Regions from separate parts of the Homo sapiens genome. Here region 2 is linked to region 1. Evidence: chromatin loops called from intact Hi-C (ENCODE). Cell type or tissue: mammary epithelial cell. All regions are shown on one strand. Each heading gives the region's core, and the rest is flanking DNA. Links, peaks and the distances in the headings are about the cores only.

The links. A loop is a pair of places that touch in the nucleus more often than their neighbours do. Peaks named below come from ENCODE experiments on the same cell type or tissue, not always from the same donor. Only the 100,000 strongest peaks of a DNase experiment are listed, where the experiment ranks them.
Region 2: it touches region 1 in a loop (6-fold over the local background); 2 of 110 quality-filtered maps call a loop at or near these places.

Annotation. Positions count from the first base shown.
Region 1 is chr6:29,506,754-29,522,198 of GRCh38, forward strand. It overlaps LINC02829 (long intergenic non-protein coding RNA 2829), which reads left to right. Exons shown (of 5, transcript NR_183360.1): 4 at 416-915; 5 at 3,515-3,811. Among named protein-coding and RNA genes, the nearest start is that of LINC01015, 15 kb to the right of the region's middle. In mammary epithelial cell, for the core only: no CTCF peak of the experiment used is centred there; a DNase peak (open chromatin) is centred at 9,538.
Region 2 is chr6:29,405,543-29,420,987 of GRCh38, forward strand. It overlaps the pseudogene OR12D1. Among named protein-coding and RNA genes, the nearest start is that of OR12D2, 18 kb to the left of the region's middle. In mammary epithelial cell, for the core only: a CTCF peak has its summit at 9,250 (motif pointing right); a DNase peak (open chromatin) is centred at 9,229.

The DNA of each region.
Region 1 (15,445 bases), core at 4,690-12,689:
TTTCACAAAGTGGAGTGGATGAAAAGAACAGGAAAGAGCACCAACCCTGCTGCTGTCCCCATATGACAGAGGCTGCTGTGGGGGCATCTGTTGTACTTGGGTGAGCAGGCCCCTTGGCCTCGAGCTCTACCGTGCAGGGGTGCTGCAGACAGAGCCAGGTGATAGGAAAGAGCATGTCTGGGAACCCACCTGATGACAGCCTCAGCTCAGGATGAGGCAGGAGGCCTCTGGCTAGGCTTAGGGGAGATGGCTGGAGGAACCTCCTCAGGGTGCCAGTGGACTGGGTAAAGCCATCAGGGGGCTTGGAGGTCAGGGAAGCTGTGATTTATCAAGCACTGTGGGCATTGCAATATTTTCTCTGTTCGGTTCAGTCCAATGGGACATCAGTTCTATACATATCTTCCTCTTCCTCTAGCCCTGCTCAGTCCTGGGTGGAGAAGCTACCAGAACCACATCTCCTGTCTGTCCCACCATAAGTCTCTGCTTCATTCACGCTTTCATGTGTCGTGCATCAAGCAAGCATTTGCCTGTAGGCTTGGGGAGCTCTGAGAGGGGTTGAGAGTGAACAAAATTAATCAAATCGTATAACAGAAGAGGAAGTCCCATCCTGCCGAGGATCCTGGATGTGAGAACCTGCTGCTGGCCTGGTGGGATCGTGGTGCCCCAGGAGCATGAACTGCTCAGGAGCAGACCCTGACCAGATCCCCTGCAGGCCTGGAACAGCCTGATCAGCAGCCTCCTAAGCCCCATGGCTGCCACAGTGGGCCTCATTGTCCTTCCCTATCACCTAGCCGGGGTGTTCCCAGCTGCCAGACAGTGCCAACTGGTGGTGCCTGCCCATCAGTGCCCCAAGACAGCCACTACTTTTCGAAGAATGAGACCACCAGCTGCTTTGTGGCCAGCTCCAGCTTACTGGTGAGTATTTTTAGGTAGAATGTTCCAGACTAGTGAAGTCTTTGAGATTTTCTGCTTCTTGTTCACTGCTTCCTTCTGATGTGGACCATGCGGAAAGAGGCAGAACACAGGAACCCACACATGGGAGAATAGCAGGCATTTGACTGGACTGTGCCAAAAGAGTTGTTCAAGTACAATATCAAGCAAGACTGTAGTTGCAAAAAGACATAACCAACAACTTGGTTTCAATTTGAGCACCTTAATAAACAAACTGATTTAACTGTCATAGTCTCAAGGGATGGGTTTTTCCAAGCAAGAACTCTAGGGTCAGGGTAGCGAATTGCTCAAGAAAGGCCAAGAGCTCAGGGAGACATAGGAACCTCATAAACAGGGTGGCCACAGGCTGGCAGTGCCCAGGTTCAGCCAGGCAAGAGCCACAGGTCAAGGGAGGCTGCAAGAGGCTAAATCCTAATTCCACCACATGCACAAAAATGGATGGGATGGCCAAAAATGACCCCAAAAAATCAGGAAACAAATACGGAATGGGCTTTTTAATTGTTGTTTGCAATCAGAACTTTATGAAAATGACAGAATGTGGTTTCGCATTCTCTGTTGCATTAGAGCCAGTCTGAGCATCAGTATTTGCTCTAAAATGTGTTTAGTCAATAAAGTCAAGAGAACATGTGTGTGGAACACTGAGAAAAGAAGGCAGAGGAAATTTGCATTCCTGCAGCCATAGAGGGGGATATTCTAGGGGTGGAGAGGCAGCAGGCAGGGGGAATGTGTGCACAGCCTGGCCGTTGTCCCATCCCCTCATCGCTGGCTTCAGGCCATCCTCCCATAGATGGAGCAGCTATAATGGGAGTGGAGGGTTGAGGGGCAGGGGAGGCATCTGCTGAGTGGCTGGATGGGGTTTGTGTAGTGGGTTAGGATGAGCTCCTCAGAAACCAGCCTGAGCTCTCTGGCTCAGGAGCTTCTCAGGAAGAGCTGAGAAGCGGCAACCCCTGCCTGAGGGGTCCTTGTGTTCATTTCCCATGGCCACAATAACAGAGGACCACAAACTGGTGACTGAAAACAACAGAAGTGAATTCCTTCACAGTTCTGAAAGCAAAGTCCAAGATCGAGGAGTCGGCAGGGCCGCTCTTTCTCTGAAGGCTCTAGGAAAAAACTCTTTCTTGTCTCTTCCAGCTTTGGGGAACTCCAGGCATTCTTTGGCTTCTGGACACGTCTTTCTAACCTCTGTCTCCATCCTCATGAGGCCTTCCCCTCTGTTTGTCTCTGTGTCCTGTTCTCTTCTTATAAGAACACCAGTTATTGCATTTAGGGTCCACCCTAAATCCAGGATGATTTCACCTTGAGATCCTTAACTAATTGCACCTACACAGACCATATTTCCAGATAAGGTCATATTCTCAGGTTCTATGTAGACATGAATTTGAGGGGGGACACTAACCCACTATAGTCACAGTCTGTACAAATAAATTCTAGATTCTGCCCACCTGTGGCCTTACCTGTTCTACTTGGAAGTCATTGTTCCATGGAAGGTGACCCAGGGAAGCAGAATTGTTCTCCTCCTCAGGCAGATAGCTCCTGGGGACTGGCGTGAGAATTAGCAACTGTGCCAGCACATCACTTTGATTGGTCAAGGTGCCCCTTGCTGCCTCCCAGCCAAGCCAAGCAGGCCCACCCCAGGGAGCATAGGTGGGTAGCAGGTGCTGGCGCTCAGTTTACAAAGGAAGGCCTTCTGCCTCACCACCTCTGTGGACCTGCAAACCGCCCTAAGGGGTGAGTGGGAAGTCCCCATCTTACAGAAGACGAAATTGAAACCCAGACAGGCGGAGACTCTCCATGGAGGCCAGATGAATGAAGAGTCAGGAGGCTCAGCTCAACCTTGGGTGTCACCTGCCACCTGTACTGCTGTCCCTGGAGTGGCCCAGGATACTAGGATATGACACTGTCTCCCAGATCATGAGCAGGTTGAGTCAGGTACGAGGGAAGAGGAGCCAGCAGATGACACTGTCTAAACCCATCTGGTCATCTCAGGAAGGCAGAAGGGTTGGCCAGTCCAGCACAGACCTCGTGCATCCTGCATTTCAGAGGATCCTGTCTGTGATGCTCCTCTTCACGGCATTGGAGCTCAGTGTCGCTATCCTTTCTTCTGTCCTCTTGTGAAAAAAGACCTGTTCAGATGTCCTCAGGGTGAACCTGCTGTGCCGTGGGCTCTGGGGCCTGGGTGGTGGCACAGGGCATGGTCCTGGGGCCAATGGCAGGTGGTACTAAGGTCGACCCATGAATCTTGACCTTAGTCGAAGTCGACAGGTTTTGTTGAGTGAGGCAGCAGCCGGCAGAACAGGATGACAGCAAGTGCCCAGGGTGGAGGAATCACAATAGGAAGCGATGGGACCAAAGAGAGCACATCACACATCTGCTCATTTAGCAAAGCAGGAAACAGGCTAAGGTGCAGAAGCCCTCTGGTCCCTGGAACCCTCAAGTTTTTATATTTGTGTATCCCTTGTCTTTTGTTTCAAGATATTTTTTAATTTCTCTGGTTTGATTTTTTGGAGATAAAAGGCCTTCCACTCAGCGTACAAGGCCTGTTCACTTGCTTTGTCCTCTCCAGAATGTGTTTCCTGACCCAAAGTGACACAGTGATCACCAGCATGCCCCAGGCAGCATTTGCTGACACCGTCCTGGAGATGAACAAGGAGTGCACCCTTAGTGTGGGGGCAGAGAGAGAGAGAGCACATTGTCTGCAGGAGTCAGCTGAATGATCTCACAGACCCCACCTGCTGGGCTCTTCCATTTTATCACAATTATTCCGCCTGTTCACGTGCAGAGAGAACACTTGGGGCAGATTTTAAGACCTTAGAGAGTAACTTGTTTACAAATAAAATATCTCTTTGATGATGTATTTGGATTCCATGTCATTTTGCCACATTTCTCTTAATTTACTGGACACCAACAATGATATAAAAGTTAAGATTTTAGGAAATGTAGAAAATTTCTAAATAAAAATCAAAAAAGAAAATAAAACAACAAAATGAAGAGCTGCCTGGGAGAGATGAACCCATGGTCCCCGTCTTCACGCTAAGATGCAAAAGAGCAGAGCTTCCAGCTTCCAACTGGAGCTCCCACACAAAATACTGGGGAAATCTTCCTCCTTCCAACAATGGTCTTCCTATTGATCCTGAGACCTTGCTGGCAACCAGCCGTGTCTCTGCCCCTCTTTCTGTGCTCTCGTGACTCATCCCAGCTTCTCTCTCTGTGCCCCTTTCTTGTTCCCCTCTGCCCATTTCTCTTTTTATCTGAATCCCCAGATGCCCCTGCACAATCTGAGTGTGCAGAGTGGCCCAGCCCTCCCTAGGAAGGGAAAGCACTGGCCCCTTGCTTGGAGAGAAGGCAGAGACTGCTCTCCCACAAGACTGTAGTGCCCTAAAACCCCCTGATCAGCTCACACCTTGTTTCCTGGTGGCCAGGCCAATGATGAGGTTCACCACAGCCTACCTCAGCCAGGGACCTTATGACTTAATAGGGGAAGAGCCACAGAATATAGCCACATATATGGGCAGAAGTCCTGAGATATCCATGGGGCTGGATACTAAAGGGTCTCCATTTCCAAGTAGAACCTAAGGTTAGATGAGAGAGGTTTATTATCAATGCAGGAGGATCCTCACAGGATACAGGATTTAACAGCCTAACAGGGATTCCAGAAGATAGTTCAAATCAGATTCAAGGTAAGCTCCTGTAAGTATGGAAAAAGTGACAACTCCCCACGAAAGACAGAGGTGAGAAGGCTCAGAGAAGTGGATATGCTGGGGTGGATACACTCTGTAAATCCAGAAAAATCTACCTGCTGCCTATTTTTCAATTGTTCAATTTGCCTGTTAAATCATCTGGGCCTGGTCATGCTAAATTTTTTTAACTACCAATTTTGATTTACTTAATGATTGTAAATCTGGTTTATCCATTTCTTCTGTTTTTTAATTCACTCTGCATTGATATTTATACTACAACTCTCCAAACACTATTTCACAAATCAAGCTTCTATAGCAAAAGTAGGAAAACGTTTTAAGAAATTTTATTTTACCTTGTCAATGACCAAAAACACTCAAGACTGGCATCCTCACCCAATTTCTCTAGACTTTGTTTCTGGGATCATCAGCTATCACATGTTGTATTAGTCCGTTCTCACGCTGCTATAAGACAGCCTAAGACTGGGTAATTTATAAAGGAAAGAGGTTTAATTGACTCCCAGGTCTGCAGGGCTGGAGTGGCCCCAGAAAACTTACAATGCCAGCAGAAGGGGAAGCAAACACCTTCTTCTTTACATGGTGTCAGCAAGGAGAAGGGCAGAGTGAAAGGGGACAGGGGGAAGCCCCTTTTAAAAAACCATCAGATCTGATAACAATTCACTATCACAAGAACAGCATGGAGGCAACCTCCCCCATGGTTCAATTACTTCCCACCAGGTCCCTCCCACAACATGTGGGGATTATGGGAACAACAATTCAGGATGAGATTTGGGTGGGACACAGCCAAACCATATCACATGTCTTCAATTTCTGCCTCCTAAAAATGACATCTTTGCCAGGTGTGGTGGCGCACACCTGTAATCTCAGCAGTTTAGAAGGCTGAGGCAGGTGAATCACTTGAGGTCAGGAGTTTGAGACCAGCCTGACCAACATGGTGAAACCCCATCTCTACTAAAAACACAAAAAACTTAGCCTGGTATGGTGGTGTGCACCTGTAGTCCCAGCTACTCAGGAGGCTGAGGCAGGAGAATTGCTTGAACCCAGGAGGTAGAGGTTGCAGTGAGCTGATATCACATCACTGCACTCCAGCCTGGGTGACACAGCGAGACTCCATCTCAAAAAACAAAACAAAACAAAAAAATGACATGCTCAACCTTGGTCTTTCCTCAACTGTCAACTCTGAGTGCTAAGAACCTAAAAGATATCTCTGCTTTACTGCACAGCAAGGTCTTTGTTGTGAGTTGGGTTGTGTCCTCTCAAAATTTGTATATTGAAGTTCTAACCCCCAGTATCTCAGAATGTGACTTTCTTTGGAAATAGTGTCTTTATAGAATTAAAATGAGATCATTAGGGTGGGCCCTAAGAGGATATTAGGGCACAGACACTCACAGAGGGACAACTGTGTGAAGACACAGGGAGAAGACAGTTATCTACAAACCAACAAGAGAGGCCTCAGAAGAAATCAACACTGCGGACACCTTAATGTCAGAATTTTGGCCTCCAGGACTATGAGAAAATAAATTTTTCTTGTTGAAGCTTCCCAGTCTGTGATACTTCGCTATTGCAGCTCTAGCAGACTAATACACCCTTCAAATTCACCAGGGCCAAATTGAACCCACCATTCTCCTCTAAAAATTTCTTTTGCTTTCACCATTTTGTTTAAGGTCCTCACTCTTCCCATCACTCAAACTCTGAAAGTTCTTTTCCCATAGTGAAAAGGCCTAATGAAGGTGTTTCCCCATGGATTCTTTCCTTTTAGTTCTGTCTTGTGGACTGCAGCTGACTCAGCCCTGAGGGTGCCCTTGATGTCCCCGCTTAATTAGCATCTCTACCATTTCACCATTGCTTGCATGAGACAGTCGAAGGGTCATGAAAGCTTCTGTGATCTGGAAGACGTATTCTATAACAGTAGCGTTTCACAGCAGAAGCCAGACTTGCAACATTGCAAAGATCATGGGATTTGGAAGCAGAAAACCTGAGTTTCTATTTGGACTCTGCCACTTACCAAGTGTAGAACTTTTGGAAAAACCTTGGAAAGTCTTCCTATCTCCATTATGGATCAAGAGTGTGACCTTGGTTCACCCTCTCACCATTCTTTCCTTAATTTTTTTTTCTTATAAATAATAGCTTCCACCTTCCACCCTGCAGAGCAATTGTAAACTTCATAACACATGCGAAGCGCTTGACTCAAAAAACAGGAAGCACTAAGGACTGTTAATTTAACTGGCATCTCATTACTTTTATAAGAAAGCCTAGCATAAAGAAAAGGTGTGTCCACTGTTATGGGTTGAATTGTGCCCTCCCAAGAAAGATACATTGAAGCTCTACTCCCCAAACCTCAGAATGTGCCCTTATTTGGAAATAGCAGCATTGCAGATGTCATTAGTTAAGACAAAGTTATACTAGAGTAGAGCAGGCCCTAATCCAATACGGCAGGTGTCTTTACGAAAAGATAGCATGTGAAGACACAAACATACAAAGAGAAGGCAACCATGTGGTGACAAGAGGAGAGACTGGAGTGATGCTCCTGCAAGCCAAGATTGCTGGCAAACCACCAGAAGTTAGGAAGAGGCAAGGTAGGATTCCCTTACAGGTTTCAGAGGGAGGGTAGCCAGCTGACACTTTAGACTGCTAACCTCCAGAGTTATGAGACAATAAGTTCCTGTTGTTTGAAGCCGCCCAGTTTGTGGTACATTGTTACAGCAGCCCTAGGAAACTGATACATCTACACAATGCAATGTCCTTCAGCCATAAAAAGGAATGAAACACTGGCATTGGCTATCATGTGGATGAAATGTGAAAACAGCATGTTCAGTGAAAGAAGCCAGGCACAGAAGACCACATATTATATAATTCCATGTATGTAAAGTGTCCAGAATAGGTGAATCCATACAGACTAAACACAGATTAATGGTTGCCAGGGGCTGCAGGAGGGGAGAATAGGAACTGACAGCTAATGAGTATAAGCTTTCTCTTAAGGGTGATATAAGTGATCTGGAATTAGATAGCAATGATAGTTCCAAATCTTGTGAATATATTTAAAATTAAATTGTGTAACTTAAAATGGTGAATTTTATGTGGAATAATAGCAATAAAATTCAATAGAATAAAACAAAATGAACGACATGAAGCCCAACACCTCACTGGAACATGCAAAACCCTTCCTTTATTCTCTGGTGGATCCCATTTCTCGCCATTGTTCAGTGCTCTCTATGCCCCACCATGCTGTCCTACTCTCTTCATCCTCTGCCTTCTCCCATGCTGTCTGCCTACCTATAGTCCCTCTTTCCCCACGCCCTGTTTTGTTCCTGTGCTGCCCCTTTCTCACCCTGTACTCTTTCACTTTGAAGTCACTGCCCCAGAACCTTCTCTTTCACTCCACGATTGGGTTGTGTTGACCCACTTGCACATCATATGTTTCTGAGGGCAGAAATGTTGGCCCATAATTACAGTTGTCTGGTTATGTCTCTGTCTCCCTCACTAACATGCAAGCCCTACAGAAGCAGGAGCTGTGTCCAGCATGTTCACCAGGGTATCTTCCAAGTGTATCACATGATACTAGGTGCTCCGTAGACACCTGCTCAATGTCATATAGGTTCTTGGTCTTCTCTTCCAAATAAGGTAGAATAGTTATTTTTCATTTTACAGGTGAGAACATTCAAGTTGAAAGAAATGAAGAGAATATTTGATGTCCCGCAATACAGGGGAAAGCCGTTACTGCATCCCAGGAATGTTTGACCATAAAGCCCTTCCTTGCCCACTAGGCCAGGTATGTCCCATCATAGAGCCCCTCACCCCACTTGCAGGTTACCCTTCCAAAGTGCTGTTCCAAAAGAGCTCACCGAGACAAGGTGATATTGGAGAAGTGATAGACACATAGATCTATGGAAGACATTGGGAAGCTTGGGAATAAACCCACACAATTATAGCTAATTATTGACAAAGGAACAGCAGCAATTCAACAGAGAAAGGAAGGTCTTTTCAACAGTGTTAAAACAATTGGACAGTCTTTTTTTGTTTTTTGGTTTTTGGTTTTGTTTTTAAGACGGAGTCTTGCTCTGTCATCCAGGCTGGAGTGCAGTGGCAATCTCGGTTCACTGCAACCTCCGCCTCCTGGGTTCAAGCAATTCTCTGCCTCAGCGTCCCAAGTAGCTGGGATTACAGGCGCCTGCCACCAGGCCCGGCTAATTTTTTGGATTTTTAGTAGAGATGGGGTTTCACCATCTTGGCCAGTCTGGTCTTGAACTCCTGACCTCGTGATCCACCAGCCTCGGCCTCCCAAAGTGCTGGGATTACAGGCGTGAGCCACGGCACCCAGTCAACAATTGGACAGTCTTATCCAGAATAATGAATCTTGATCTAAACCTCCTAATTTACATGTAACAAATTGCATTAGTTACAATATTAACTCAAAATGGATCATAGATCTAAGCATAAAATATAAAAATATATAATGCTTAGACTAAAACATAGGAGAAAAAATTTTTCCAATCTAGTTAGGCAAAGAGTTCATAGATGTGACACTGAAAGCAAAGTATAGCAAAAGGCAAAAATAAATTCAATAAGTTGTACTTCATCAAAATTATAACTTTTGTTCTGTAAAATACATTGTTAAGTGAATGAAAAGATGAGCTGTAGATTTGGAGAAAATATTTTAAAAAATCACACGTCTGACAAGGACTCATATTCAGAACACTTAAGAATGCTCAAGCCAACCCAATTAAAACAATCAATCCAATTCAAAAACAAGAAAACAAAACCAGTTTCAGAAATGAGACAAAGACTCAGACACAAACTTCAGCAACGAGGGCACGCAGCAGGCAGAGCAGCCCAGACAAGGTACTCAATACTATGACTCACTAGGGGACTACAAATCAAAACCACAGTGAGATCCTGTTACACACCCATTAGAATGTCTAAAATAAAAACCACAGACACTAGTAGTGCCGGCGAGGATGTGGAGCAACAGGACTAACACATCGCTGCCAGGAAAGCAAAATGGCACAGCTGCACTGGAAAGCAATTTGTTTCTTGTAAGGTTACACATATACTTACCACGGGAACCAGCAATCTCAGCCCTGGTATTTCTCCTAAAGACATAAAAGCTTATGTCCACACAGACACCCGTACACAAACTGTTATAAAAGCTCCAGTCATAATAGGCAAAACCCAGAAGCAAACTAAATGTCCTTTAACAGGTGAACGTGTAAACAAACTATGGTGCATCCATACAATGGAGTACTGTTCAGCAAAAAAAAAAAAATACTACACTGTATACACACACAGGTACACACACATATATCTCCTAATGTTAGCAGAATTTTTTTAATGTGTAATACAGCATTGTTTACTATAGGTAGGATGTTATGCATCGAATCTCTAGAATTTAATCATCTTCCATACCCGAAATTTTACACAAGCTGAAAAGCAACTCCTCATGTCCCTCTTCTCACCTCCCAGTAACCCCCATTCTACATTCTGCTTCTATGGGTTTAACTATTTTAGGTACTTTATCTCAGTGGAATTATACAGTATATGTCTTTTTGTGACTGGCTTGTCTCACTTAGCACAGCGTCTTCCAGGTTCATCCATGTTGCAAATGGCAGGATTTCCTTCTTTTGCATGGCTGGATAATATTCCATTGTGAGGATAGCCTCCATTTCCTTTCATCTCTCAATGGACATGAGGTTGTTTCCACATGGCTGTGTGGGAGCAAGGGGGTTTCTTAGCCACTGGAGCGTCCCATTGGGATGGGGCACTGGTGGTGACCCCTAAGCAGGGATGTGCCCTAATGGACTTGCATCTGATAGGGTCTCCAGGCCACTATGGCCCCATGCCTGGGTGAGGTTAAGAGTTAAAGAGTAGAAAACAGGAGGCCAGTGAGGGGGCATTTTTGGGCCCATGGGAAGGTTTCTGAGGAGATGGAAGGGCTGCAGGTATAGGTTCCCAATATGTCCCCACCCCAGTTCAATTTCAATGACCAAGGGAGATAGCAGAGGTAAAGAAAACAGATAAGAGGGGGTCACCTGACACCTGGTGGACAGAAGCTGACATCCAAGAGGTGATTCCACCCACCTCCCTCCTGAGCTTCCTCCTTCCTCAGGTCCAGTTAGGCAGGGGACCTGGTCAGTGGTGCCTAGTCACCTGCCACTGTGTGACCTCAGACAGGAGATTTGTCCTGGGAGCCTCCTTCCCTCCATCTATAAAAGGGGAATGGACACAGCAGCCCAGAAGGCTTCGAGGAGGAGGAGGACGTGAGAAGGTGTGCTGAATCCTGCCCTGCTGAGCATGTAGGCCTAAAATTTTACACACAAACTGAGTCCCTATGAGGAAAGGGCAAGCCCTCTGCCCTCTGCCCTTCCTATGTCTGCATATCCAGAACTGCCTCAGGTGGAGAGGGCAGAGACTAGGGAGCACCCATAGATGCTCTGATGCTGGCCACAGCCCTTGGGGGTGACAGTGATGAGGACCTGGGTGCACATGTGGTGGAGCAGCCAAGACCAGCCAGAGAAGAGACACACTCATGCACACACGTGTTCACAACATACACATTCACACTCACACACAAACACATTGAATGCATGCGTGTTGACAGTTCAAGGAGTAGAGGACACTGGACCTGGGCCCTGCTGACCCAGGCAGGGCCCCACTCTGATGGGTGCTGTAACCCCAGACGTCACTGTTGCTGAACATCTGCCTGCCTCTGAGTTGTGGAGCAGCTGGAGACACACAGTGGTGTCTGTGAGTGTCTCTGTGTGCAGGACCCTTTTCTAAGTGAGAGGCACATCTCAGCACAGCTGACTGATCATTCTCGGGTAAGTGTGACCTGCTGTCTCCCCTTCCTGCTGACATGGGGGCAGATGCTACCAGATGGCATCACTGGCCTCCAGGGCACTGTGGAGGGTAATGTCGCTGAGCTCCCACCAGGTGCTTTCTCTTCACTGACCATGTATTGCAGCCGTCTCATTCACCCTCACACTGACTTCGTGGAATGGGTGCTAATGTACCCATTTGAAGATGAGATGCCTGAGGTCAGAGGGGAGGCAACTGACCCAGGGACCCAGATGTGACTCTGGACTGTGATCTCAGCCCTGCCTTGTGCTGTCCTGCACTCAACTCCTGGCCTCTGCAGCCTTCCTGCCTTAGATACAAAATCTGCTGAGGATTCCGGACCCCAGTGGGGGTAGAACCTGGCTCTGGAAGAGCCACAGGAATGGGGGGCCCTGTGGGTGGGGTTAGAGGCATCCCTCAGTCCAAGTCTGTGCAAGAAAAAGTTCCCCAGAGGCAGGGATCTTATCCATTCAGACTTTAAGTGTGGGCTCTGATGGTTACTGTGGGACCCACCAGGCACTGGAGTTTTCCAGTTTGGGAGCAGAGCTGGGAGCCCTCTGCCCTCGAATAGTTGTGGAAAATGAAGAAACCCTGGAGGTCTGGCCGAAAGGTGACAGTCATTCCTCCTGTTCTCTGAGGCCTGGGGACAGGGGTTTAACCTGCAAGGCCCTCTCTCTGACCTGTCCTCCAGACGTATCACCTTCCCTTTGTCTCAGGTATTCCCAGGAGAGATGGCCCCTCTGGGTGTTCTCCAGAACCTGTCCCCAAGAGTTCACTTGTTCTTTGGTGACCTGGGAAAACAAAGCCTCTTCCTGTATCAACTGCTCAGGACTGTGGAATCTGCCCTCCCTCCACCAAAGGGAGGCTGCTTTGGAGACAATAGATCAAGCCTTCTCCGAACCAAACATCCTCCTTCTTGACTGGTGTTATTCTTCAAATGGATTCACTGGCCACAGTGAGTAAAGATTTGAGTGGAACAGAACACTCATGAGATTTCTTCTTTCCTATAGAAAACTGGGCATCTTCATGGTGTCTGAACAATAGCAGGAGGCTGATCATATAGAGATTTCTGGTTCCTGGCCCTAGTCTGCCTCCAGGTGTCCATTATAGTCATCATGGCCCTTCACCCTGAGCAGGTAGATGCCGTTCATCCTGCTGTGGAGTGTGTGCCCATTTCAGGACATTTAGGGACAACAAGTCTTGTTGTCTAGGTCTCCTTGTTTTAAAGTCCTCAGGAAAGGGCCCACCTCTGGTCAGGCCCAGGGACTCCAGAAGTCCTGGCAGAGGTGGGGCCATTTGGCTTGGTCCCATTGTCCTGGGGGTGTTGGTGAAATGAAGTTCACCCGGCTGGCATCTGGGAGCAGATGTATGGGGTGTTCTCTAAAGCTCTCAGGTGCCATGTAATTTTGGGAGTATTTTGTCTTATAGGGTGGATATGGACAAAGACATGGATATCCTGCTCGCCCAGGAGTAAAGGGACATCATTGCCAAGTATAAGCAGACACAGGTCAGGCTGCTCCCTCCAGGGAGGCGGGTCTCACCTCTCCCTCTGTTCCCTGGTCTGATGGTCCTGGACTCCTTCGGGATGCAGGGCAAGGATGAGCTGCCCACACGCCCATACCCAACAACTTTTATTTTGGCCTCCCTCACCCTCTCTCCCTCTGCCTTGCAGGTTGCTGATCCAGGGCACCAGTGGACACAGGAGATGAAGATGTTTACATCTACAAGGTCATCAGTCAGCTTGAGATTCCACAGTGAGTCAGTCTTCTGTCCTCCCAACCAATTGCCAAGACCAGCTCGGTCGTGGAGACCCTAACCCAGTGGCGCTAGAGGAATTAAAGACACAGACACAGAAATAGAGTGTAGAGTGGGAATCAGGGGCTGATAGCCTTCAGAGCTGAGAGCCATGAATGGAGTTAGACCCACATATTAATTGACAGTAAGCCAGTGATAAGCATTGCTTCTATAGATTATATATTAGCTAAAAGCATTCCTTATGGGAAACAAAGCATTCTTAGCGAGGAGCAGAGAAACAGGCCCTGGCTGATATCTGCAGCAAAAGCATGTTGTTAAGGCAAAAAAGCATGTTGTTAAGGAATCCCCCTGCAGATGTGGAGTCAGGCATGGTCACTCCTGCTGGACGTTAAGAAGGTGAAGGCTGAAAACCCAAGTAAGTACCAGGTATGGTCCTTCCACACTCAGCCACAGCGGAAGAAACAGGCCAGGCCATGTCAGGAGCCCAGGTCTCTAGCTAGAGGAAAAGTCAAGCCTGAGTGATGGTCAGTCCCATATCCTAGGCACAGACGATGGCATGGGAACCACAAGTGAACTGGGCTCTGGTGACCCTCAGTGGCTTTGGAAATAAGATAGAGAAGGATATTTCTGCAAAAAAAAAAAAAAAAAAAATCGTCTTTCCTTCCAGAAGTGCTGAATGATTGCTGTTTGTGGTAGTGAGCCTTTTGTCTGTTATAAGGCTGGTTCCTTCCTGAGGAACCAGCCCTTTAGCCCTGCCCTAAAGAAAATAAAGGAGCAGGGCTCCTATACAGGGCTCTCACTGTAAAGCAACTGAGGGAGAGTGAGCCCCAGGGAAGGACCAGCCCCATCCTCATCCACCACAGGTTATCAGTCCAGGTGGCCACTTAGGGAAGGGAAGAGGGTCTTTCTATGGGCTCACACTCAGGAGGGCCTAGGATTTGGGAGCAGAGGGAGCAGAAAATAAAGCAGCAGGGCAAGATGTCCTCAGCGAAAATAAACCAGATTGACCTGGACATGAAGTGCACCTTCAGACACCATGTCATGTTTTGGGAGCACTACAGAGTCAGGTAAGGCCTATGGGGGATGGAGGGTCCCGGGGAGACGGAGGAATTCAGAGGAATAGGGGCATCCCATGCAGGAGTCCAAGATAGGACGTGACAGAGCCCCCCAAGGGCTCTCTTGGCCAGGGAGCAGCCAGCATCACAGAGCATCTACTGAGCTCCAAACCATGGGCCGAGCTGGGGCATGTGGGTCCAGAACCCAAGTGGCTACTGAGGAAACAAGCGGTAGCAAACACAATCATGCTGCATGGTGAAAAGTTCTCTCTATGACCCACAAGTACCTGAGGTAGAGACCCACAAGAGGGGCTCAGACTTCACAGGCAACACTGACAACACCAAACACCATAGAGGATGTGGAGCCACAAGAACTCTGTGCATTGCTGCTGCAAAATGCTGCTGCTGCTGAATGCAAAATGGTACAGCCGCCTTGGAAGACAGTTGGGAATTGCTCACAAAGCTAAATGTACTTGTACCACGTGACCACAAGTGTCATAGACGTTGACCTAGCTGACTTGAAAATGTATGTACACCTAAAACCTACATGTCACATTCACTGCCTTATTCATTATCACTAAAACCTAGAAGCTACTGAGATGACCTTCAACACAGGTCCCAGGGGAGATGGAGGAATTCAGGGGAATGGGCGCATCCCATGAAATGAGGTTATACCTGTTTGGTATAATAAAATTACAGGTTAAATCTATAAATATAAATTATAATTATAGATTATTAGGTTACATTTATTTGGTATAATAAAATTATACAGTAGGTATTGTCAAATATGAAATTAATATCTAATGATTGTATTATACCAAATAAGGCAAATATGTGTCTTTTGGACTTAAGGGGACCTAATATCAAAAAAATTAATGAGTCAAAAGGACTGAATTTAGAATTTAATTTTGAAAAAATCAAATATCAAAACTTTAAAACACCTGCTATCACAAAATAGGATCATTGGTCATTGGTCATTGTAAAATAAGTCATTCATTTAACCAAAGTGATAACTCAAAGATTTCAAAAAAAAAAAAGTCAAAAGACAAAACCATTACTCTTTGAGAGAGGAGACTTAATTTTCCAAACAATAAGCCCTAATAAAGATAGCATGAGGCCAATGAAATCTGTTTCTCAAATCTTATAAACAAATCTATT
Region 2 (15,445 bases), core at 4,346-12,345, 100 kb before region 1:
CCAGTACTGTAGGCACATCCAATAGTCGTTCCCACAGTCACTGGCTATACGATTAGGACTGATATACTTGGCAGTAAGAGAAGCCTCTACATCAGTCCTTGGCCAGTGGGAAATGCGCTATCGTACTGGATAATGCCAACTGGAAGCTTTGAAACTGCCCCATCTGGCAAGGATATTAAACTAACAACAATATCACATCCTGGGAAGGATAGCCAAGATTAGTGCCCCCTTAAATATCTAAAGACTGAAAGATCACTTGCAAAAAACAGATAAATCCTGAATAGCTGCAGACTAGTAGTCTTGATCACAGCTGTCATGTCAGACATGGTATCATTGCTAGAACAAGTTAACAGGGCTTCAGGTAAATGGTTTTTGTCCATTGATATGGCAAATGCATTCTTGTTTCTTGGGAGCATCCCAAGAGTGACTGTTTCAGGAGATCTATTAAGAAGTTGTAAGGTTTCTTTTAACGTACCTTCGAAGTTCCAGAACATCATTTTTGTTGCATTCTATTGGTGAAGTCACTGTGCCAGCCCAGGTTCAAGAAAAATGAACCACACAGGGCATCAATGCTGAGAGGCATGGTTCACTTGGCATCCATGTGTCTAGACTAGCTACCACATTGACTTGAGACTCATTTTGATAGTCCCGTCTGAAGATTAATGTATTTGTTTTTACCTAGCAAAAACATACATGGTGCATTGTATGTGTCAGACCCTATTCTAAGTACTTTATACATATTAGCTCATTTAATCATCGTAACAACCTTTATTCTTATTTTACAGATGAAGAAATACAGGAACAGAAATGTTAAGTCATTTGCCCAAAGTTTTTCCGACAGTGATTAGCAATGATAGATGTAAGCCCAAGCAGAATGGCTACAGTCATTTTCTTGAAAATTACACTGTGCTTTCTCAGCTGTTACATCTTTAAATACAGACCATTCTCTTTGTGCTCTTTTTCTGGACCTCCTTTCTAACAGATGTGCTGGGAAGTTCACAACGTATTTCCTGCAATCAGGCAAGAGAAAGAAATAAAGAGTATTCAATTAGGAAAAGAGGAAGTCAAATTGTCTCTGTTTGCAGATGACATGATCGTATATTTAGAAAATCCCATCATCTCAGCCCAAAATCTCCTTAAGCTGATAAGCAACTTCAGCAAAGTCTCAGGATACAAAATCAATTTGCAAAAATCGCAAGCATTCCTATACACCAACAACAGACAAACAGAGAGCCACATCATGAGTGAACGCTCATTCACAATTGCTACAAAGAGAATAAAATACCTAGGAATACAACTTACAAGTGATATGAAGGACTTCTTCAAGGAGAACTGCAAACCAATGCTCAAGGAAATAAGAGAGGACACAAACAAACAGAAAAACATTCCATGCTCATGCATAGGAATAATCAATATCGTGAAAATGGCCACACTGCCCAAAGTAATTTATAGATTCAATGCTATCCCCATCAAGCTACCATTGACTTTCTTCACAGAATCAGAAAAAACAACTTTAAATTTCAAATGGAACCAAAAAAGAGCCTGCATAGCCAAGACAATCCTAAGCAGAAAGAACAAAGCTGGAAGCATCACACTACCTGACTTCAAACTATACTACAAGGCTACAGTAACCAAAACAGCATGATACTGGTACCAAAACAGATATATAGACCAACGGAACAGAACAGAGGCCTCAGAAATAACACCACACATCTACAACCAACTGATCTTTGACAAACCTGACAAAAACAGGCAATGGGGAAATGATTCCCTATTTAATAAATGGTGTTGGGAAAACTGGCTAGCCAGATGTAGAAAGCTGAAACACGATCCCTTCCTTACACCTTATACAAAAATTAACTCAAGATGGATTAAAGACTTAAACATAAGACCTAAAACCATAGAAACCCTAGAAGAAAACCTAGGCAATACCATTCAGGTCATAGGCTTGGGCAAAGACTTCATGACTAAAACACCAAAAGCAATGGCAACAAAAGCCAAAATAGACAAATGGGATCTAATTAAACTAAAGAACTTCTGCACAGCAAAAAAAAACTATCAGCAGAGTGAACAGGCAACCTACAGAATGAGAGAAAATTTTTGCAATCTATCCATCTGACAAAAGGCTAATATCTAGAATCTACAAAGAACTTAAACAAATTTACAAGAAAAAAGCAACCCCATCAAAAAGTGAGCAAAGGATATGAACAGAAACTTCTCAAAAGAAGACATTTATGCAGCCAACAAACATATGAAAAAAAGCTCATTATCACTGGTCATTAGAGAAATGAAAATCAAAACCAAAATGAGATACCATCTCACGCCAGTTAGAATGGTGATCATTAAAAAGTCAGGAAACAACAGATGCTGGAAAGGACATGGAGAAATAGGAACACTTTTACACTGTTGGTGGGAGCGTAAATTAGTTCAACCATTGTGGAAAACAGTGTGGCGATTCCTCAAGGATCTAGAACTAGAAATATCATTTGACCCAGCAGTCCCATTACTGGGTATATACCCAAAGGATTATGTATCATTCTACTATAAAGACACACACATGTATGTCTATAGCAGCACTGTTCACAATAGCATTGACTTGGAACCTACCCAAATGCCCATCAATGATAAACTGGATAAAGAAAATATGGCACGTATACACCATGGAATACTATGCAGCCATAAAAAGGGATGAGTTCATGTCCTTTGCAGGGACATGGATGACACTGGAAAGCATCATTCTCAGCAAACTATCACAAGAACAGAAAACCAAAACAGAGAACCGCTTGTTCTCACTCATAGGTGGGAGTTGAACAGTGAGAACACATGCACACAGGGAGGGGAACATCACACCCCAGGGCCTGTCAGGGGGTGGGAGGGTAGGGAAGGGGTAGCATTAGGAGAAATACCTAATGTAGATGACGGGTTGATGGGTGCAGCAAACCACCATGGTACATGTATACCTATGTAACAAACCTGCACGTTCTGCACAGGTACCCCAGAACTTAAAGTATAATAATAAAAAAAAGGAAGTTAAAAAAAATTACTAAGAGTTTCAAGACAGTGACCACAAAGCATTAAATCAAACATAGGGCCCTTCTGAGTGCAGGGTCCTTTGTGACTGCATGGGTCGCAGGCCCATGAAGCTTCCTTTGTAATAAAAGAAAATTTAAAACAAATAATATGTACAATCACAAAGAGACAATACATAAAGAAGAAAATTGCTGATCATGACTTCATTAAAATAGCGAATGGCTAGTCAACTAAGAAAATTGTAGATAAAATTAAGATGAATAATATTTGAAAGAGCACAATACAGTGATCACTAGAACTAAGGAGCCTCAGTTTGAGTCCTGGTTTCACAATATATCACAAGAAGAAAAATTTACTTAAATCCTTTGAGCCTCAGTTTTCTTGTGATATAAGATAAATGACTGTATTACTTACTTCATTGGGTTTTTGTGAGAATTAAGAGAGCTAATAGATGTAAAGAACTTAGAACAATACCTTACACATAATAAGCATGCAATAAATAGTATTCATTTGTATTATATTCACAGTGTATAAAATAACAAGAAGTTGAGGGCTGGCCAAGATGGCCAACGAGAAGCACCTATTGTGCACCGCTGTCACAGAGCAAAATAGAAGAGGCAAGTAAATACAGTATCTTCAACTGAACTGGGTACGTGCATTGGGATTCATCAAGAAAACAACCCAACCCACAGAGAACAGAGAAAAGCAAGGCAGGAGAACCACCCACTTGGGAATGACATGTAGCCAGGGTAGCCTCCCCTGCCCAGAGAAGTGGTGAGTGAGTGAGCGACCTTGGGAACCCATACTTTTCCCACAGAACTTTGCAACCCTCAGGTCAGGAGATCCCTCATGAACTCACTCCACCAGGGCCTTCAGTCTGACATGCAAAGCTATGTGGAGTCTCGTCAGAGCATCCACTCAGGCACACTGGAAGCCACAGGAGCTTAAGATACCCAGGCTTCCCAGCAAAAGTAACTGCAACTCTGGCAAACTGGGAGGTTAGACACCCCCCCCCATATATACCCCTAGAAAACGGTCTAAATCCACGGGGCTGAGCAATGACTATCTGCAAGCCCCATTTCCATGGAACATCACAGGATAAGACCCAATAGCTTTGAACTCTAGGCTGCCATGGGTAGCAACATTATACCTCCCTGAGATGGAGATCTCAGAGGGAGGCTTGGGCTGCCTTCTTTGCTGTTTCATAGCCTTAACCATTGGTGCCTTCAGGCTCTGGGGAATCTGAGGTGACTAGGGACTGGAGTGGTACCCCAGCACAACATAGCAGCTCTACAAAGAGATGGCCAGACCACTTTTTCATGTGGGTCTCAGATCCCATTTCTGTTTACTGGGAGGAATCCCCTGACCGAGGTCTACAACCACTTCTGCTGGTGTTTTCCGGCCAGTAGCAATCCCAAACCTCCCTAGCAGAGCTCCCAGAGGAGGGGTAGGCCTCCATCTTTACTGTTTTGCAGGCTTAGCCATTGTCACTTTTGGGCTTTGGAGAGCTGGAAGCAACTGGGGGCTGGAGTAGACCCCAAAGACAGCATAGCTGCTCTATGAAAAAGTGGCCAGACTGCTTTTTAATGCACCTCCTGATCCTGTTTTTCCTCACTGAGTGGGAACTTCTGGGATCCCCAGCCAACCCTGCCAGTGTGTTTGGGCTGGTAACAGGTCCATTCCTTCCTGGAGCAGAGCTCCCAGAGGGAGGCGCAGGCCGCCATCTTTGCTGTTTGACAAACTTCACTGTTGATACCATCAGGTACTGGAAAATCTGAAGTGACTAGGGACTGGAGCAGATCCCCAGAATATGGTAGCAGCTCTATGGAAAAGTGGTCAGACTGTATGTTATGTGGGTCCCCAATCCTGTATCTTCTCCTGGGGCAGATCCTCCCAGCCTAGTCTCCAGTCACCCTTACACTGGGACTATTGAGCCAGTAGCAGTTCTGCAATGCCCTGGGACAAAGCTCCCAATGGAAGGGGTGGGTTGTCATCTTTGCTTTCTCACAGTCTTCATCCTTGTGTCCCCAGGCCCTGGAGAGTCTGTGGGACCAAGGGCTGGTTGGGACCCATAACACAGAGCATCCACATCATAGAAAAGTGGCTGAACTGTTCTCCATGCAGATCCTGATCCTCACTTCTCCTCACTGGGCAAGGCCACATGACCTGGGACTCCAGCACAATCACCCAGCTGCCACCTGACCACTTCAATCAGAGGCAGTTCTGCAGTTAAAGGAACACTCACACACAGAGATGAGAAAAAAAAAAAAAGAACTCTGGCAACTCAAATGGTCAGAGTGTCTTATGTCCTCCAAATGATCACTCTAGTTCTTCAACAAGAATTCTTAAGCAGACTGAGATGGCTGAAATAACAAATAGAATTCAGAATATGGATAGGAATGAAGATAATTGAGATTCAGGAGAATGGCAAAACCCAATCCCAGGAAGCTAAGAATCACAATAAAACGATACAAGAGGTGACAGACAAAACAGCCAGTATAAAAACAACCTAACTGACCTGATAGAGCTGAAAAACTCACTAAAATAATTTTTCAATGCAATCACAAATATTAATAGCAGAGTAGACAAAGCTGAGGAAAGAATCTGAGAATTTGAAGACAGGCTCTCTGAAATAAGAGAGTCAGACAAAAATAAAGAATAAAAGGAAAAGGAATGAACAAAACCTCTGTGAAATATGAGATTATGTAAAGAGGCCAAATCTACAAATCACTGGTATCCCTGCAAGAGAGGGGGAGAAAGCAAACAACTTGGAAAACATATTTCAGGATATCAACCATGAAAACTTCCCCAATCTTGCTAGAGAGGCCAATAGTCAAATGCAGGAAATACAGAAAACCTCTGCAAGATTCTAGACAAGAAGATCATCCCCAACACACAAAATCATCTTATTTTCCAAGGACAAAATGAAAGAAAGAATGTAAAAGGCAGCTTGACAGAAAGGGCAGGTCACCTACAAAGGGAACCGTATGAGGCTAACAGTGGACCTCTCAGCAGAAATGTTGAAAGCCAGAAGAGATTGCAGGTCTATATTCGATATTCTTAAAGAAAAATTTCTTTAACCAAGAATTTTATATCCAGCCAAACTAAGCTTTCTCTGTGAAGGAGAAATAAGATCTTTTCAGACAAGTAAACATTGAGGGATTGTATTACTAGACCCACCTTACAAGAGATCTTGAAAGGAGTACTAAATATGAAAAGAAAACACCATTACCAGCCAATACAAAAACACATTTAAGTACACAGACCCGTGACACTATAAAGCAACCAGACAAACAAGCAGGCATAATAACCAGCTAACAACAAAAAGACAGGATTAAATCTACATATATCAATACAAACATTGAAAGTAAACAGGCTAAATGTCCCAATTAGAAGGCACAGAGTGGCAAGCTGGGTAAAGAAGCAAAATCCAATTGTATGCTGTCTTCAGGAAACCCATCTCACATGCAATGACACCCATAGGCTCAAAATAAAGGGATGGAAAAAATCTGCCAAGTAAATGAAAATCAGAAATAAGAAGAGGTTGCAATTCTAATTTCAGAGAAAAACAGACTTTAAACTAACAAAAACGAAAAAAGACAAGGAAGGGCATTATCTAATGATAAAGGATTCAATTCAACAGGAAGATCTAGATATCCTAAATATATATGCACCCACAGCAGGAGAATCCAGATTCATAAAGCAAGTTCTTAGAGACCTACAAAGAGACTTAGATGCCCACACAATGGGAGTCTCCAGTAGGGTATTTCAACACTCCCCTGACAGTACTAGACAGATCATCAAGGCAGAAAATTAACAAAGATTTAAACAAAGATTGAACTCAACATTGGATCAAATAGATCTGATAGACCTCAGAACTCTCCACCCCAAAACAACAGAATGTGCATTCTTCTCATCAACACAGGCACGTACTCTAAAAATAGACCCCACAATTGGACATAAAACAATCCTCAGCAAATGCAAAAGAACTGAAATCATACCAAACACATTGGTGGACAACAGCTCAATAAAAATAGAAATCAAGACTAAAAAAATCACTCAATCCATGCAATTACATGGAAATTAAACAACTTACTCTTTAATGAATTTGAGGTAAGTACTGAAATTAGTGCAGAAATCAAAATGTTCTTTGAAACTATTGAGAATGAAGATACAACATACCAGAATCTCTGGGGCACAGCTAAGGCAGCATTAAGGGGGAAATTTGTAGCACTAAATGCCCACATCAAAAAGATACGAAGATCTCAAATTAACAACCTAACATCATAAGTAAAAGAACTAGAGACAGAAGACAAAACCAACCCAAAAGCTAGCAGAAGACAAGAAATAACCAAAATTAGAGCTGATCTGAAAGAAATTGAGATGAGAAAAACCATACAAAAGATAAACGAATCCAGGAGTTTGTTTTTTGGGAGAATTAATAAGATGAATAGACTCCTAGCTAGATCAATAAAGAAGGAAAGAGAGATGATCCAAATAAACACAATCAGAAATGACAAATGGGATGCTACCATTGACCCCACAACAATACAAATAATCATCAGAGACATGATGAATCATGAACACATATGCACATGAACTAGAAAACCTCGATGAGATGGATAAATTTCTATACACATACATCCTCCCACGTCTGAACCAAGAAGAAACTGATTCTGTGAAGAAACCAATAACGAGCTCTGAAATTGAATCAGTAATAAATAGCCTACCAAACAAAGGGGGAGTGACTCCTCCCCAACTCATTCTATGAGGCCAGCATCATCCTGATACAAAAACCTGAAAGAAACACATACATGAAAGGAAAACTTCAGGCCAATATTCTTAATGAACATAGATGCAAAAATTCTCAACAAAATGCTAGCAAACTGAATTCAGCAGCACATCAAAAAGCTAATACAAAATGATTAAGTAGGCTTTATCCCTGGGATACAAGGTTGGTTCAACATTTGCAAATTAATAAATGTGATTCATCACATAAACAGAACTAAAAACAAAACTCACATGATTATCTCAATAGATAACAGAAGAGGCTTCCAATTAAGTTCAACATTGCTTCATATTAAAAATTCTCAATAAACTAGGTATTAAGGAAAATACCTCAAAATAGTAGGAGCCATTTATGACAAATCCAAAGCCAACATCATACTGAATAGACAAAAGCTGGAAGCATTCCTCTGGAAAACCAGCACAAGACAAGGATGTCCTCTCTCAGCACTCCTATTCAACATAGCATTGGAAGTCCTGGCTAGAGCAATTAGGCAAGAGAAAGAAATAATGGGCATTATAGGAAGAGAGTAAGTAAAACTATTCCTGTTTGCAGATGACATGATTCTATATCTAGAAAACCCCATAGTCTTGGTCAAAAAGCTCCTTCAGCTGATACACTATTTCAGCAAAGTTTCTGGATACAAAATCAATGTACAAAAGTCACTAGCATTCCTATACAGCAACAACAGTCAAGCTGAGAGACAAATCAGGAACACAATCCCATTCACAATTGCCAAAGAAAGAATATAATACCAAGAAATGCAGCTAACAAGGCAGGTGAAAGGTCTCTACAATAAGAACTACAAAACACTACTCAGAGAAATCAGAGATAATACAAACAAATGGAAACAGATTTCTTGTTCATGGGTAGTAAGAATCATATTGTTTAAATGGCCATACTGCCCAAAGCAATTTACAGATTCAATGCTATTTCTATCAAACTACCAAAGACATTCTTGGTAGTTTCTAAACTAAAGTTTAGAATACTAGAATAAACTAGTTTATTCTAGAAAAACACTTTAAAATTCATGTGAAACCAAAAAAGAACCTGAATAGCCAAGCAATTCTAAGCAAAAAGAACAAATTTGGAGGCATCATGTTACCCTACTTCAAGCTATACTACAGAGCAACAGTAGCCAAAACAGGTTTCCTGAAAAATACCAGGGTATTCTTTCAGGAAAGTCCCAAAAATGGGAAAGTAAATCCATATCTCTGTCCTAGGAAATAAAAAGAAATTTGACTAAGAAAACATATTAAGCCATTGAGACCTGTGTTGGCCATAGTTCTAAAACTAAGGAACAAACTTAGTAAGGAAAAAAAAAAAACAAGAATGAAAAAAACAAATGAAACTTCACACAGGAATTCCCCAAGGCCACTGATTCATATTACAGGTGTGGAAAGGCATCCTGCTAATTCCTAAAATCTTTCTCAACACCAGGGGACACTCTCCCTTTGGATTTCTATGTCTAGAGACCTGTGGCTCATTAAAAGGCAGACTGATTTTTCAGAAAGAGAGAAAGAGGTTTTTAAAGATGAGTTTATGCTGCAATCCCAACATGAACTATTACTTCAAATATGTTTTAACTTTTATAATCACTGGGAATATAAACATGAATAGCTTCCTTAACTGTGAATCAGAACACTCAATCAGGTAAGAGAATGAACTAGGAGACAGGCTGTGAAGTTACACATAATCTCAATATGTTAATGAATGATCTATCTACTTGCTAGTATTAAACACCCAGTATCTAGATCTCATTTTCTATCTAATGGTGGACTCCTCATTGTGTTTGTGAGATATGAAGGCCCTTGACTTACCATGTTTTTATTGCCATACCTTGTTCTCAATTCAACATATCTAGTTCTCTAGACATTATCCAAAGCAAACATGTGATTTCTAAATGGTGAAATTTCAGTGAAGGAAACGATTTACTACAGACCACTCTGACTGCTAATTTTCTCAGAAGCTAGGAATATATGTTTTACCATATGGATTTTTGGGACAATTTTGTTTTCTGGGTCCAAGAACCAAAAATTATATTTGAAATATAATTTGTATTTTAAACAGGAGTGGTAATTTTTAAATATACAAAATATACATGGTCATTCAAGAAAGTTATTGTGAATTATTTGAAGGCAGTCCTTCATGGAGGTATAGTAAAAGTTAGATTGTTTTTCAAAACTTCTTCCCAGCTATGAAGCCAAAAAACCCATGGGCTCTCTAGAAGTGTTCCCTTGTTCATTATTTTTTTTTACCCTAGTCACATCAAATTATATTCTTTTCTCCTCAGTGGTTTCTAAAACCTTGAATGATACTCCTTTTATAGGAAGCACTCCAATGTCAGCATCTCTTTTCAATTTCTTTACAGTTCTACTAGCTCTCTCAGTGCCTCTCACTTCTGTAAGTTCCCCACACATCCTGACTTCTTCCCTCCCAATATACAAGAGCTAATCCATTACAGCCTAATGAAAAGAACAAAGAAGAAGCTACTTCACAATATTATGTCTGCTTTTATTAGTAAACCTAATGAAGATAATACCAGTACTTTGCAAATTATGGAGAAAAAATTTTTCTAGAAAATGTAATGGATCTAGAAGAGAAGAAGGTGAATTTCACTTGAGGTAGAATATTCCTTAATATCTGATGAGTGAGTTTATTTCAGGCAAAATAAAAACAGAACTTAAGAAAATAGATCACAAGAGAAGACAATTTCAAGAAGGCTGAATATATATTTTGAGGAGAGGTTAGTATTGGTGAAAAAAGAAGAGAAACTACTGAATCTATCAGAGGAAATACTATTCTTATCCAGGGATTCACAGATTTCCTAGGAAAGAAAGAGTCTAAGATCAACTGGTGAATAAAAGCACAATAACATTTGCAATGAAAAAAATAATTTGGGATTCTATTTCAAAAAATGTATAAAGGGTCAGATTATAGGAAGAAACTGAGCTCATCATCAGATATAATAGTGATGAAATTTTAAATATTCAGGTTAATATGTGATTAATGTGGTCATGTTTCTTACCCCAGTAGGTCACTGCGACATTTCAGGGATGTGGGTCAGGAAGAGATCAGTAAGAGAATATCTCTAATTCATTTACATTCTAAAATGAGGAAATGCAATTACTACTACTCTTTCAAGATTTAAAAAAAAAATCGTGGTTTTGATGCATTGAAACCTGTCTTTTTATTTAAGTTAACATCCTACTGGTGGTTTCTTACTAGGCCAAGAGATAGCTATGTGGTATGCTTAAAAATTGCCCCCTGTGAGAGCTGCTTGGGAAGATGAAAGGAAAGCTGTGACCGAATGAAGATATTCACAGGCCCAGAGATGTGGCTAATGCCTGTAATCGCAGCACTTTGGGAGGCCGAGGCAGGCAGATAACTTGAGGTCAGGAATTCAAGACCAGCCTGGCATACACGGTGAAACCCCATCTCTATTAAAAATACAAAAATTAGCCAGGTGTGGTGGTGGACTCCTGTAATCCCAGTTACTTGGGAAGCTGAGGCGAGAGACTCTCTTGAACCCAGGAGGCGGAGGTTGCAGTGAGCCAAGATCACACCACTGCACTTCAGCCTGGGAGAAAGAGTGAGAATCTCAAAAAAAAAGAATGAAAATATTCACAGCCAGAGAAGACTGTAGGCTAGCAACGTTTTCTGATTCCTGGGAGAAAGAAATATATTAATGAAAAACATAATAAAAAAATAGTTGTGTCAGAGATCATAACAGATATATATATATATATCTTTAATATTTAGCCATCTAAAAGCCAAAAATGTAAAACTTGTGAGGTTGAATCATGCAAAACAACAATACTCTCCCTCCAGATATTCTTGGCTTGGTAAGAAAATTCTGAGCTGGAAGGATTCTGATTGTGATTAGTGTTCCATACATTATTTTGTCTTTTGTCTGAAGCAATGCTGAATACAACCTCAGTCACTGAATTTCTCCTTTTGGGAGTGACAGACATTCAAGAACTGCAGCCTTTTCTCTTCGTTGTTTTCCTTACCATCTACTTCATCAGTGTGGCTGGGAATGGAGCCATTCTGATGATTGTCATCTCTGATCCTAGACTCCATTCCCCTATGTATTTCTTCTTGGGAAACCTGTCCTGCCTGGACATCTGCTACTCCAGCGTAACACTGCCAAAAATGCTGCAGAACTTCCTCTCTGCACACAAAGCAATTTCTTTCTTGGGATGCATAAGCCAACTCCATTTCTTCCACTTCCTGGGCAGCACAGAGGCCATGTTGTTGGCCGTGATGGCATTTGACCGCTTTGTGGCTATTTGCAAGCCACTTCGCTACACTGTCATTATGAACCCTCAGCTCTGTACCCAGATGGCCATCACAATCTGGATGATTGGTTTTTTCCATGCCCTGCTGCACTCCCTAATGACCTCTCGCTTGAACTTCTGTGGTTCTAACCGTATCTATCACTTCTTCTGTGATGTGAAGCCATTGCTAAAGCTGAGCTTAATCAGTGGCTGCTCAGTACTGTCACAGGGACAATCGCCATGGGCCCCTTCTTTCTCACATTACTCTCCTATTTCTACATTATCACCCATCTCTTCTTCAAGACTCATTCTTTTAGCATGCTCCGCAAAGCACTGTCCACTTGTGCCTCCCACTTGATGGTAGTTATTCTTTTGTATGCACCTGTTCTCTTCACCTATATTCATCATGCCTCAGGGACCTCCATGGACCAGGACCGGATCACTGCCATCATGTATACTGTGGTCACTCCAGTACTAAACCCACTGATCTACACTTTGAGGAACAAGGAAGTGAAAGGGGCCTTTAATAGAGCAATGAAAAGGTGGCTTTGGCCTAAAGAAATCTTGAAGAACTCTTCTGAAGCATAAATAAACAATTAAAAAGATGAGTTTGTAATTACATTGTTTCTTAAATTATTTAGAAATGTACAACAGAGGGAACTGGATAAAACAAAAATATATGGAAAAATATGCTGTAGTTGTATTTAACAATGCTTTCCTGGATTATATAAGGGACATTTGAATGAATGGGATACTAGCCATGGAACTCTACTGCTGACTATGTTTTGAAGATATCAGTTGATAAAATTGATGTTAGGTTTTTTATATGTTCTTATGATGAAATTGGGTATAGAAATATGCCTGTTTTTCCCATATATCAAATATATGGATAATACTTGGGTCTATTTATCTATCTGGTCCCTCTAGGTTAATGCATTATAATATTATAAATAAAATTATTATGCTTTGATATTTTGAGGATTTTACTTTAGGGCCATAGTTACTCAACTGGAAAAGAATATGCTAACTGACGTATGAGTTAAGGAGAATTTTTAAGGGGTGGGTCTTGATTTCTTATTCTTCAAACAAGGAGACAAGTAATTAAAGCAAATGACATTGTAATCACTAAATAACAACAACAACAAAAACCCTGACAGTTCATCTAAATAGTTTTGGCACCTCTGTCTCCAGATATCTCTTATTAGTCAACTGTCCACACCCTCAATGATTACTTAAAATATTAAAAATCGGAGATAATTTAACAAAGCTCTTAAGACTCTTTCAATCTCGTTAGGATGTTATTGTTCCCTCAGCCTTTAATTGCGGAAGATGACGACTTTATCAAAATTTTATTTTCTTTTTCTTACTTGGCACCAAACTCATACTAAGCAAAGGCATAGAAGTCATAATTATTGAAGTATTTCTAGACATGAACTGCTATGTTCCTCACTTTTTAAGTTCCTATAAATGGCTTCTGTCCCTGAAAAAATGGTGGATTCTATAATTTATAAATATTTAAAGAATAGACAGAAAATACTATGAAAAGGCATTTTAAGCTGGTGGACTGACCCTTCAAGGTCCCTGCATGCACTTTTGTAAATCTAAACAATTTTATTCTGACTTCTCTCCATGCTTCTTTTGTCTTCTAACTTCACCTTCTTTGGTCCCTCAATTCCAGTTTAGTTTATAATAAAACAAAACAACAATGTGTGTGTGGAGATGGCAACTCCTAATCTCAACTGTCCCACACTATCAGTAATATATTTGATGCATATTTTTATACAATATGTTTTTTCTGTCATTTCTGGTGGTGAGAATCTGCCACATAATTCAAACTTCAGAGAGTTTGTGAACTGTAGAAGAGCACATGGGGTTCTGGTTAACTATTAGTGCATAACACATTAGGACCCCAAAATTCAATCGCTTAAAACACTTAAGTTACATGCTTTGTTGGGTAAGAAATTTGGAAAAACACAGCAGAGAATGGTTGACTCTGATCCATAATGTCTCTGACCTTTGCTGGAATGACTTCAGTCTGGTCACGGAATAGCTGAGAGCTGAGTAAGTCTCTCTCTCTATTTCTTTTTCTCCTCCCTTAATTGCTCCTTGTGACTATCATATGCTTCTTCAACAGGGAAGCCTCAGACAGACTTTTTCATGTTCCAGTAGACCACGGCAAAAGCTGCCAGCCTGGGGCTGAGATTGACCAGTAATAAAATGTCTCCTATTCAAAAAAGCCCAGGATCTGATGGCTTTATTGATGTATACTACCAAACATTTATAGGATAATTAATGCCAATCTTCTTAAACTCACTCAAAAATATGAAAAGGAAGAAATACTTTCAAACTCACTTTATGAGGTCAGCATTACCCTAATACCAAAGCCAGACAACGCAACTATAAGGAAATGCAGTTACAGGCCAATATCCCTGATGAACATAGATGCAAAAATCCTCAATGAAAACTAGCAAAATGAATTCAACAGCACATTAAAATGATCATACACCATGACTAAGTGGGATTCATCCTTAGGATGCAAGAATGGGTTAACATACACAAATTAATAAATATGATATGCCACATTAACATACTGAGGGATAAAAACCATATGATAATAGGTGCAGAAGAAGCATTTGATAAAATTCAATATTCTTTCATAACTAAAAGAAACTTTCAACAAATTAGGTATAGAAGAAACATAGCTTAATGTAATAAAGATAATGTATATCAAGTCCACTGCTATTCTCATTATCAGTGTTGGAAAGCTAAAAGCTTTTCTTCCGATATCAGGAGCAAGTCAAGGAGGCCCACTTTCACAATTTCTCTTCAATATAATTCTGACATTCCTAGCTATAGCAATTACACAAAAGAAATAAATAAAAGGCATCCAGACTAAAAAGGAAGAAGTAAAATTTTCTGTTTGCAGATGACTGGATCTTACATCTAGAAAACCCTAATGACTACACCAAAAACTGTGAGAACTAATAAATTTAGTTAAGTTCACAGGATACAAAATTAACTTACAAAAGCCAGTTGCATTTTTACAACAATGATCTATTTGAATAGGAAATCAAGAAAACAATTCTATTTACAATAATATCAAAGGTAAATAAAATACTTAGGGATAAATCTAACCAAGAAGGTGAAAGATCTGTACCTTGAAAACTATAAGGCATGGATGACAGAAATTGAAAAAGATACAAATAAATGGAAAGATATTCTTTATTCATGGATTGGAAGAATTCATATTGTCAAAATGCTCATACTTTCCTAAGCAAACTGTAGATTCTTTACAATCCCTATCAATATTCTAATGGAATTTTTTACAGAAATAGCAAAAGTACTAAAA